2 separate regions of the Homo sapiens genome follow, and region 2 is linked to region 1. The links are chromatin contacts, found by Hi-C or POLR2A ChIA-PET in ENCODE. All regions are on one chromosome and are shown on one strand. The core of a region is the stretch at or near the end of the contact, and the rest is flanking DNA. Distances in the headings are between cores, read along the strand shown.

Region 1 (5,962 bases), core at 329-2,828:
GTCTTATTGCCTATTATTTTTAAGCTATATATGTGTTGTAAGCTAAAGTTGACAAGTAATTATGTTAATATAGAGACTGAGCTTTTCAGCATAGGAACAACAAGATACAAATATAAAATCAAATAAGCAAAAACCCTGTAATCATAAAAAATTGGGAAATGTTATTGAAAGACCACCATCTGGACACAAGGGCTCCTTGGGAAAACACCACAAGAATGCAATAAGCCAAAGCTCGAAATTCTACAGAACCTATTATCTGATTTCTTCTACGAATGAATAGCATGAAAAGAAGAGAGGAACTAACGTGTATTTTGTATAGATCTTACTTGGTTTCCAACTCAAGCCAACTTCAAAAAAGACATTTTAGACAACAAGAGAAAGTGGATCACTGGGCATTACGTGAGGTGAAAAAATTACTAGTTTTGTTACATATAATAGTAGTACTGTTATTTGTTAAAACTCCTTATCTGCTAGCAATATATTTTGAAGACTTTACAGATGACATGATACTTCGAATGTGTTTTTACATATCTAGAAAAAAACTGGAAGGGACATAAGTGAAACAAACTTGGTCAGATATCGAAGTTAGGTGGTGTGGGTTCATCATACTATCCTCTAATTTTTGTATGTTTGAAAATATCCTTAATTTTTAAAGGTTAAAAAAAGACTTTATTTAGAAACACTAAAGAAGACAAAAATAAATGGAGAGATATAAGGATGCTTTAAAAAGGTAATTAATTAATTACATTATTTAAAAAGCACAAGAAGACAAGAAAGAATCCAGCTCAAATCCTATGTCCCAGGGTCCAGCAACTAGCAGGGTGTGTCTAAAATTCCCCCAAAGCCGCAGCTGAGGACCTGAACTGGAGGGCAGATGTCCCTCCACCCTCCTTCCTAGGGCAGCAATTAGCACTCCAGTCTTCTGGTTGGAGGCTCTTTGTAGCCTCATAGTTCACAGAGCCCTTTTGGACATGGAGTGAATAGTTGGTTACATTCTCCACATTATTATGCAGATGACATTGCTCATGGTGGATACTAGAGCTGGGGCAGCTGATGAGGAAATCACCAGGGGTGGCTCAGAAAAAAAAAAAATGACCTCCCTAAGGGACACTACAGGAAACCAGCCCCGAAGTGATTTCTTTTGAAATTCGGGGCAGCAGCAAGCTCATATTTCTTTTGGTTAGTTCCTTCACCATGGTTGCCAGTCTCAGTAAAGCTGAGTGTTCCTATCTCCGCCTCTGTCTCCCTCATCAGCTATTGTTTTACCTCACCCACCCAAGGTATGGGAGGCCTCCATTCCATTTAGAGAGCTCCTGGTGCTTCCTGGTGGCTGGTGATGATTCATTTTTATTCCCTTGAATCTTCCCCACGGCCAGATCATTGTTGTCCATATCCTTCCCTCCAGGAAACAACAAAAGGCAATATTTGGTCTTTTGGCTGGAGTCTATGCCGGACCAACACATCCCACAAATGGCTTGAGCTGAGGGTTCCTCCAGCCCCCTGAGATTTCCCAAAGCATTTCGAGATAAACTCTAATAGTAGGATACATTTGCTTTCCAGTTGAAGTGATGGGTTATATGATTCATCTGTTTCCTAAGATTTCCAGTTATAGTCATGAAATCTGGCCTCTGCCCCTGATGTAAAATCCTTGTGTTTACAAGAAGTAACCTAAGTAACCTACCACATGTTCAGAGTTGGAAACCTACTTCCTGTCCCCCGAGTTTGTAAACCCAGCAAGATATATTTTCTCTTTTCAGCCATGCTTGAAAAGTTGGTATAACTGAAATAAGTTTTAAATAAGGCAAATTGGAATAAACTCCAACTCAATGATTTCATCTTCCCAATCCTGCCCCAAATCATGGCCATATCAGTGGGATTTCCAATTGCAAACAGCACCAAACAACACCAAATTCATGTTAGCAAATTTTAAGGATGAGAAGTGACCTCAGCCATCCAGAATTGGATTTGTAGCAGATGACAAATAAGATGCTTAGAATCACAGACCATCAGAGATGGCCGACTTGAGCCAGCATCGACCCTCTCCTTTCACAGGTGAGAAAACTAAAGTCCAAAGACAGTCTTATTTTAAAGCCTAAATTGCAGGGGTAGCGAGTGAAACCAGTTTCAAAATGAGGTTTACCACAGAGGAGCCCAAACCCACTCTCTCACTCATGTCACATTCTGAAGTGTCCTTCTTACTGGTTTCCAACTCTTCACCTCTCTCTTCTTATCTCTTCCCCCTGCCCTCCACACTGCTCCCTGCTGCAGCCACTTTCTCTGCAGCACAGCCCTGATCATATCTCCCCTGGCTCAAAACTATTCCATAGTTCTCGGCCTTGGCTGTTCCCAATGACATTCCAGTTGAACTTCATACTTCACTCGCGTGCCCTGCCCAGTCCATATGGAAAAGTAGCTGCTCCCAAGAGATCTTTGTGCCTATCTCTTTTCCCATGTGATTTTCTCTGCCCAGAAGATTCTTTCTCTTTAACAGGCAAGATCCACCTACCCTTTAGGGGCTCGGTTCAGATACCATTTCCTCCACAAATGCTTCATTCACTCTCCTAAGTGAAAGCCAGTTCTCACCTTTTTGTCTCTTTGCACTGTAGATCTCTATTTTGGCAGGTAACACATTCTATTTCATGTAATACTGTAGTTAATTACGAACATTCTGCATCTTCCCACTTGACACTAAATTCCTGTAAGTGAGAAACTAGATCTTACTTACAACCCCAGCACAGTTATTTGTTTAGCGTGAACATCATTTTTTAAAATTAAATTGGGTTGAAATCCACTATCTTTGGAAACCCAACAGCATTTAGGCATATAATTCTAAAGAGCTGAAATTTAATGTTTTATGTACTTCTATCCTTGATAATCTCAGGTACGCTGAAGGACATTTTTATCTCCTATAATGTGTCATGGATAAAAATAGGGAGCATTCTTTTTTCATTGCTATTAGGTCATGCTCATGTTCAACTTATTTTCTAGAGATGGGGTCTCACTATGTTGCTCAGGTTAGTCTCAAACTCGGCTCAAGCAATCCTCCTGCCTCAGTCTCCCAAAGTGCTGGGATTACAGGTGTGAGCCACTGTGCTCAGCCAACATGTATTTATTTAATACACCTAGAAGGCAGGAAACACTGTGTAGGTTGCTGCCGGGGTAGAGAGGTGAATAAAATCTGGGACCCAGACCATAAAATAGTTGTGATGGGGGGCCAGGTGCGATGGCTCACGCCTGTAATCCCAGCACTTTGGGAGGCCAAGGCGGACAGGTCACGAGGTCAGGAGATCAAGACCAGCCTGGCCAACATGGTGAAACCCCATCTCTACTAAAAGTAAAAAAAATTAGCCGGGTGTAGTGATGTGCGCCTATAGTCCCAGCTACTTGGGAGGCTGAGGGGGGAGAATTGCTTGAACTCAGGAGACGGAGGTTGCAGTGAGCCGAGATCAGGCCACTGCACTATAGCCCAGGCAACAAAGTGAGACTCCATCTCAAACAAACAAACAAACAAACAAAAATAGTTGTAATGGGTTTACTTTCACAGCTGTGAACTCAAGGGCCATCCCAGGCATCAACTCTTAGACATTTCACAAATAGCAACTGCTAATCACCCCTGTCTGCTATTAAAGAAAGTTGTGAAAGACTAACAGCCTTAGGAACTACCCTTGGTAAGGAATCAGAAGATCATGGGTCTACTTCAGACGGACTCTACCAAATTTCTCTCAGCATGGCCTTGGACAAGTTGCTTATTTCTATTCATCTTCCTCATCAGCAAAACAGACTCTTCATGAAAGGGCTCTTCATGGGTTCCTTCAAGGACATAGGTGTGTTAAAGCAAAATAAATATAGCCTGAGAAGGACTCCATTCTTCTATATTTGAGTCCTTGGGGATGAACTGTAACCTAGCTTAATAAACAAGATTGAAAACCTAACTTAGGAGTATGCATCTGTAACAATAGCTGAGTCTTGGCCAATCCCAGCAGCCATACTTCAACTACTCACACACTGATGAGTGTTCAGACTGTGTTCAAAAAAGGCAAATGCCGGCCGGGCGCGGTGGCTCACGCCTGTAGTCCCAGCACTTTGGGAGGCCGAGGCGGGCGGATCACGAGGTCAGGAGATCGAGACCATCCCGGCTAAAACGGTGAAACCCCGTCTCTACTAAAAATACAAAAAATTAGCCGGGCGTAGTGGCGGGCGCCTGTAGTCCCAGCTACTTGGGAGGCTGAAGCAGGAGAATGGCGTGAACCCGGGAGGCGGAGCTTGCAGTGAGCCGAGATCCCGCCACTGCACTCCAGCCTGGGCGACAGAGCGAGACTCCGTCTCAAAAAAAAAAAAAAAAAAAAAAAAGGCAAATGCCAACCTGCAATCAATCCAGCTGTTCTGTGCGTCACTTCCGGTTTCTGTAGGTCATTTCCCTTTTTTTGTCTATAAATCTTCTTCCACCACGTGGTTGTGCTGGAGTCTCTGTGAATCTGCTGTGACTCTGGGTGCTGCCCCATTCGCAAATTGTTCATTGCTCAATTAAACTTCTTTAAATTTAATTCAGATGAACTTTTTCTTTTATCAGGTGTCACCTAACATACAAGTTTTTGGACTAATTCTGCAAACATATGGTATGAATTAAAGCAGTGGTTCTCAAAGTGTAGTTCCCAGACCGGTAGCATCTGTTGGGAACGTGATAGAAATGCACATTCCCAGGCCCCATCCTTAACGAACTGAATCAGAAACTCTGGGGCTTTTTGTCTGGGGGAACGTTGGGTTCTGGTGCTTCCTCTTTTCCAAGTGGAGGGTGGTGCTGATGCTGTGGGCAGCTGAGTTGGGGTAGGCTCTCCCCATCCTACCAGCTCATCCTCCAGACTAGGCTAGAGTCAGCTCGCCTAGCTCCTGAAATACTTCTGCTTGCCAAGGCACCAGGAGCCCATAACACCTACTCTGTGAGCTTTCCTCACAGAGGGAAGGCTCTGTCTGAGGTTTAGTGAACAATGATTGCGAAAATACTTTGAAAATTGAGAGGGGCCATGCAAATGTAAATATTGTTAAAGTTGCCAACTCTTTAGGAAAGAGATGTGTGAAACGGGAAAAGAGAATACAAGGAAAAGACACTGGTGACAGATTCTATAAACTACTCTTAACTCCTGAAGAATCGCCTTTTTCATTCTATACACAGCTTCCCTCCCTTCATTTTGTCCCGCTTGTCTACAAATGTAACAAATGTGCGAGGTTCGGTGGCTCACGCCTGTAATCCCAGCACTCTGGGAAGCGGAGGCAGGCGGGATCACCTGAGGCCAGGAATTCGAGACCAGCCTGGCCAACATGGTGGAACCCCATCTCTACTAAAAATACAAAAAAAAAAAAAAATTAATTAATTAGGCTTACTCCAGCTACTCAAGAGTCTGAGGCACGAGAATCCCTTCAACCTGGGAGGCAGAGGTTGGAGTGAGCTGAGACCGTGCCACTGCACTCCAGCCTGGGCGATCAGTTTGAGAGTCGGTCTCAAAACAAAAAAGAACCTGAATTGTTTGGCCGGGTGCAATTACTGATGCCTGTAATCCTAACACTTCAGGAGACCGAGCCAGGCGGAACGCTTAGGTCCAGGAGTTCGAGACCAACATGGGCAGCACGGTGAAACCCCATCTCTACAAAAATTGCAAAAATTTACCGGGTGTGGTGGTGTGGCGCCTGTTGTCCCAGCTACTCAGATGCTGAGGTGAGAGGATCGCTTGAGCTTGGGAGGTCGAGGATGCAGTGAATCCAGATCGTGCCACTGCACTCCAGCCTGTGTAACAGAGAGAGACTGTATCTAAAAATAAAAAATAAAAAAAAAATTAAAAAGAATCTGAATTGTAGTTCAGACCCATAACCTACCACACACAAGAATCTCATCCTCTTCACTCCTGCCTAAGAGAGACAGATTTGTTCTTTACCAAATGCAAAGTTATCTGGTCTCTTTAATTTCTTC
Region 2 (5,897 bases), core at 694-3,193, 51 kb after region 1:
ACTTTGGGAGGCCAAGGTGGGTGGATCATGAGGTCAGGAGATCAAGACCACCCTGGCTAACATGGTGTAACCCCGTCTCTATTAAAAATACAAAAAATTAGCCAGGTGTGGTGGCGGGTGCCTGTAGTCCCAGCTACTGGAGAGGCTGAGGCAGGAGAATGGTGTGAACCCAGGAGGCGGAGCTTGCAGTGAGCCGAGATCACACCACTGCCCTCCAGCCAGGGTGACAGAGTGAGACTCTGTCTCTACAACAACAAAAAAAAATCTTCCACTCTACTCACCTCAGTTAAAACCAGCAATGCCTTTAGTATTGCCAATGTGCAATATAGTGACCCTTGGAGCATTCCACAGCTGACAGTGCTGAGAAAATTGGGTTTCTGCTCAACAATGTCAAATTTCAAATATTTGACTACTAAAATTTTTCATAATAAAATTGAAAATTGAAATATTAACTGAAACTTTACACTTATTCTCATATCTCAGAAATTTAATCAAATGATGGTGCTATTTGGTGTTAGCCTTGGTTTTGGACAAACATTGATTTTAACATTCACCCATTTAGCATTTGGCCAAAACATGTATGTGCTGCATCTCCATTTTCCTTCTGTCTTCATGGACTTTAATTTCTCAATTCCTTTACTGTTCTTTTAGTGAGATTTTTGTTTGTTTGTTTTTGAGATGGAGTCTTGCTCTGTCACCCAGGCTGGAGTGCGGTGGCATGATCTCAGCTCACTGCAACCTCTGCCTCCTGGGTTTAAGCTATTCTCCTGCCTCAGCCTCCTGAGTAGCTGGGACTACGGGTGTGCACCACTATGTGTGGCTAATTTTTGTATTTTTAGTAGAGACGGGGTTACACCATGTTGGCCAGGCTGGTCTTGAACTCCTGACCTCACGTGATCCGCCCACCTTAGAGTCCCAAAGTGCTGAGATTACAGGTATGAGCAACCATGCCCAGACTTTTTAGTGAGATTTCATAAGGGAGCAAAAGTAAATACACATGATTAATTAGTATATACTATGTTTTTAAACCTTGTTGGTTTCCTTAAGAATATGATTGTCTTAGTCAGTTTGGCTTCCTATAACAAATGTACCATAGACTGAGTGGCTTAAACCATAAACATTCATTTCTCACAGTTCTGGAGGCTTGGAAGTTCAAGCTCAAGGTACTGGCAGATGTGGTGTCTGGAGAGAGCCTGCTTCCTGATTTGCAGAAGGTCATCTTCTGGTTGTATCCTCACATGGCAGAGAAAAACAAGCTCTTCTGTCTCATCTTCTAGGGGCACAAGTCCTATTCACGAGGGCTCCATCCTTACGACCTAATTACCTCCCAGAGGTAATTACCTATGACCTAGTTACCTCTTACTACCATCACATTGAGGATTTCAATATATGAATTTGGGGGAACACAAACATTCAGTCAACAACAATAATCATCATAATAGTTGACACATACACAGTGCCTCTTATGTTCCAGAAACTCTTTTGCATGCTTTACCTATAATAACTCTTCTAACACCTCAAGTGAGGAACTTGCCCACCTTAGCTCAGCTAGTAAGTAGAGCCAGGACTCAAACAAAGCATTTTGGCTCTGGAGTCTATACTTTTAATCATTAGACTACTGCTTCCTGAACAGCTTAATTTGTCATTAAATAATTTTCTACAATACTATTTTAGGTACTCTTTAGCATTCTATTACATGGATAAATAACTTATATTAAAAATCTCTCGTAATTGAACATCTAGGTCATTTCTATTTTTCCTCTATTAAGCAATGTTGACCTGAATGAAATTATAGCCTGTCTTTGTGCCACCTGATGATTTTCTTGCATTAAGGATGTGTATTTTAACCACAGCCACTTAGAAGTGTTATAAAATGTAGTACAACCCACCCCGCTGCCTTCAGAACAGGACGCAAACAAGGCTGTAGCTCTGTCTTGCTTGGACAATTCTCTACTGGCACCTACCAAGCTGCGAAGCTTCCTTCCTGTCTTGAGGTTTCACAGCCAGTTGCTTTAAATTCCCCCCAGTGTTCCTTGCCTTGCAGTGCTCACTACTAAGCAACAAACACATACACACAGAGACCACTTGTCTTAGTTCCACAAACTTCTCATATAGCAACGAGAGATGCTGGAGGTAATAAACTAGGTAACTTACAGGTTCAAAGCCTCACATTACTAACTGATGCTGGCTTCAAGCATTCTCGCCTTTCCTGAGCACTTCCTTATTCATCTCTTTCAGATGCTTTTCCATTTCCTGTGCTTTAACTGACACTCTTTTCTATTAGGTTAAACCACAGGAAACTGCTGATACTCAGCCACTTTTAACCTACAAAAATTAAAATTACACCTGGTTCAACCTAACGAGGTTGAGATGTTTATTTACCCATTGGGGAACATGGTAACAGTTTGTGATACTGTAAAGCTGTTCAAAACCTGTGAAAACCCTTCCTATCCTTGAGGAATTATTTTAAATCTTCATCTCTATGGAGTAAATGCCAGAAACTCACCTTCCCAGGCTGCTCCAATCAGATACAAGATTTTCTACTCAGAAAAGAATGACAGGAAGAGCTATTCTGCCATTGAGGAGAGACAGGAATAGGGGTGGGAACTGGGCATGGGAGGGTTCTTGACCTGGGTGGTGGTTATATGGAAGCGTGGTCTGTGATAATTCTTTTCTATTCTGTGTTATTCTGGAACTTTAAAAAAGTTTTGGAAACTCAGTTGTGGCAAGGGTAGGGGTGAGACATTGAGCTACCAGTCTTGGTGGTGTCCGGATTCCTGTGTCAGCAGTGTGAGCTGCAGGATCTGTATCCAATGCTGCCCTCTGGCCTCCATGGAGCAGTCCTGTAGGCAATTTTGGCATAGTTCTTGGTGTACAGTCTCCATCACTGTTTCTCTGGCTCTCCTGGAGTTTCTTTAAGATACCAAATATCCTTTAGTAAACATTCTTTCTGCTCTAATTAGCTATAGAAGGTTCTTATTTTGTTGTTGTTGTTTTGTTTTGTTTTAAGAAATAGGATCTCACTGTGTCACTCAGGCTGGAGAGCAGAGGTGCAATCAGAGCTCACTATAGCCTTGAACTCCTGGGCTCAAGTGATTCTCCCACTTCAGCCTCCTAAAGTGCTGGGATTACAGGCATGAGCCACTGCACCCTGCCGGGTTCTTGTTCATGACTAGCATCTAAGAGCCCTAGCTGATAAAAGGGAATTCAGGTTCTGTTCAGGCTAGACCTTCACCTGACACTGAAAATGCTGTCCTCAAGGCCACCTGAATGCTGGCTCTGTGGAGTACTCTATGGTACTCCAGACTCTAGTGCTCCCTCTGTTCTACAATCAGAGCATGCAGGGCTGAAAGTATATACAGCATGCCCTGCTGCTTTCAGCTGACTATTATTAGCTTCTCTAAAAGTCAATTTTTTACATTAATCTCCACTACTTTCTCCTCTATAAACCCCTGTTCCCCAAGAAATACAAGCACACACACACAACCACCAGCAGCAGCAGCAGCAGCACCCCCATCACCACCACCACAACCTGGAATACCCAGGACTATGAAAAAGTCATGACACACCACGTCTCACTAGAATGTAATCTTCATGGGCAGACTTGTCTATTTTGTTCAGTTCTCTATCACAGCATGTAGAATGGTGCCAGGCAGATATTAGGTACCCAGTAAATATCTGTTAAATGAATGAATATCTTGCCCTAAAATACATCTATCCATTTGTTTATCAAACGAAGAACAAATGCTTATGGAGACATGGGCTCAGGCACTGGTGTGTGTATTAGGAAAGTCATGGCTCTGCCCATGAGCAGTTCGAAATGAGTTAACGTTACTAATGACCCCCACAATATATGTTTTGTCACTTCTGTGAGCCCAATTGGAGCTTCTTTTTAGTGAAGCTCTGGGGCAGTACAGGTAGGAGGTCTTCATAACCAAGAGGCAATGCCTTCCGGCTCTTCATCTCAGTTTTAGGCCAAAGAGAAGGGAGCCAGTGACAACATGAACTGGTAAATGAGATATCCAGGTATGTGCCCACCACTTTTGTCCAGGCTAATTCCCTGGCTAGATGGCTGGGAACCAACTTCAACCATGAATAAGGCAATATCAGGTGGCTAGACAGCAATCAGGTCCTCTCACTCCCCAGTGGCTCTTCTTCAGGCTTAGAATTAATCCCCAACTCCTCACCCTTTTACTAGCATAGCTATGAAGTTCCTAAACATGTTTAACAAAAAAATTTATAGATTAGAAAGACCAGAGAGAACTTGGCTCAAGATATTTTTCTGCATATAGTCAGAATATAAAAGCTCTGGGTGTATTCCTATTTGATTTTTAAAAAGATCAGCTTAATCAAACTGACAGTAGCTGAGAGAGAGAAAAAAAAGAGTATGAGATACTTAATAATGTGAGATATATTTAATAACTATCTGGCAGAAAAGTAAGTCTTATCAGGAAGCTTTATTTTATTTTATTTTTTTCGAGACAGGTCCTCACTCTGTTGCCCAGACCAGAGTGGAGAGACACGATTATGGCATACCACAGCCTCGATCTCCTGGGCTCAAGTGATCCTTCTACTCTAGCACCTCATGCAGCTGAGACCACAGGGATGCGCCACCATGCTGGGCTAATTTTTTAGCTTTTTTGTTGAGACAGGATTTCACTATATTGCCCAGGCTGGTTTTGAACTCCTGGGCTCAAGCAATCCTCCCACCCTGGCCTCCCAAAGTGCTGGGATTACAGGCATGAGCCACCACACCTGGCCATCAGGAAAATTTTAAGACACCATCTGGAGCATGTGATCTGTTTTCAGTCTTCCAGAGGTGTATTTACTGTGACCCTAATGAAACTAAAGCCTTAGAGCCCCTTATTTACACAAGCACCTTTCAAATCTCTGTACCTAATTTTATATTTTTTAAATATGTTTTCTCAATGAAGGACACAAAGTTATTTAAGCGTTAGGCCCTACAAAATCAGGTCTGAATGTGCATGCTCCATATGGAAAGAAGGACTAAAAATTAAATAGCCTTGACATAAATATTGGCCCTGACAAGGAACTATGTCCCTACATCACAAATCTGCTTAGCTTTCTTCGCTCACGTTTGGGGTTAGATTGGATTGGTAGTGCATTGGTCTATTCTCACACTGCTAATAAAGACATATCCGAGACTGTGTAATTTGTAAAGGTAAGAGATTTAATGGACTCACAGTTCTGTGGCAAGCCAGGTCTCATTAATGCAAGCCACCGTAACAACTGTTTCAGTACTGACTGAGTTGTTAAGTTAAATATTAAAAGCTAAAAGAGCCAGTGTCCTTATACAAAGGCTAGAATGTAACAAAAAGCCCACCAAGAGTTTTGCCTAGGCCTTTCCTCTGCCTTAAAGCATGATAAGATAACAAAGGAATTCTTAACAGGACCTGTTTAGGATTAAACAAGTTTTATTGGGGGTCTGAAGACACTTCCCAGGCCTCTGCAAACAAGTTTATTGCGGGTCTGAAGGAACTCCCCAAACCTCCATGATTTAGCAGGAGACAAGATAAGGGTAATCACCCCAGCACCTGGACCCATTTAGATTAAGTAAATTTACTGAGGCTCCAGAGGAAAGTCTTCGGGACTCAGATCTTAGTTATAGATTAAAAGAAGTTAATCACTATGTCTTCAGATGAATGCACACTTACATGTAGACATAAAGCTTAGAAGGTATATAATCTCTGGAAAACTAATTTTGAGTTGGTCTGGTGATATTTTCTGGGCCTTCTCCCTGTAACCTGTTACAGAAATAAAAACTCTGCCCTTTCCCCTTTCATCAGCATCTCATTATTGGGCCATGAGAATAAGCAGCCTGACCCTCAGTTTGGTCCGGGAACAGTTCCACATGGCTGGGGAGGCCCCACAATCAT

What was found. A loop is a pair of places that touch in the nucleus more often than their neighbours do. ChIA-PET counts read pairs that join two places held with the same protein, here RNA polymerase II (POLR2A). Pooled maps may share reads with other maps.
Region 2: a loop to region 1 is called in a map of natural killer cell, with 2.2 times the contacts of the local background. The contact joins the enhancer-like site here to the promoter of LINC02319 in region 1. A Hi-C loop is called at or near these places in 1 of 168 maps with a recorded cell type or tissue (natural killer cell) and 1 of 50 pooled maps. POLR2A ChIA-PET finds 5 or more read pairs at or near these places in 4 of 52 experiments (A673, OCI-LY7, T-cell and 1 more).

The regions. Positions count from the first base shown.
Region 1 is chr14:52,123,919-52,129,880 of GRCh38, forward strand. It overlaps LINC02319 (long intergenic non-protein coding RNA 2319), which reads right to left and starts at 1,579. Exons shown (of 3, transcript NR_187197.1): 1 at 1,276-1,579.
Region 2 is chr14:52,174,133-52,180,029 of GRCh38, forward strand. No RefSeq gene overlaps it. Among named protein-coding and RNA genes, the nearest start is that of LINC02319, 52 kb to the left of the region's middle. Within about 2 kb of position 1,944, at least 6 of the 41 ENCODE cell types and tissues checked have a DNase peak (open chromatin) inside an H3K27ac peak, as active enhancers do; they include OCI-LY7 and natural killer cell, where a contact is called at or near this core.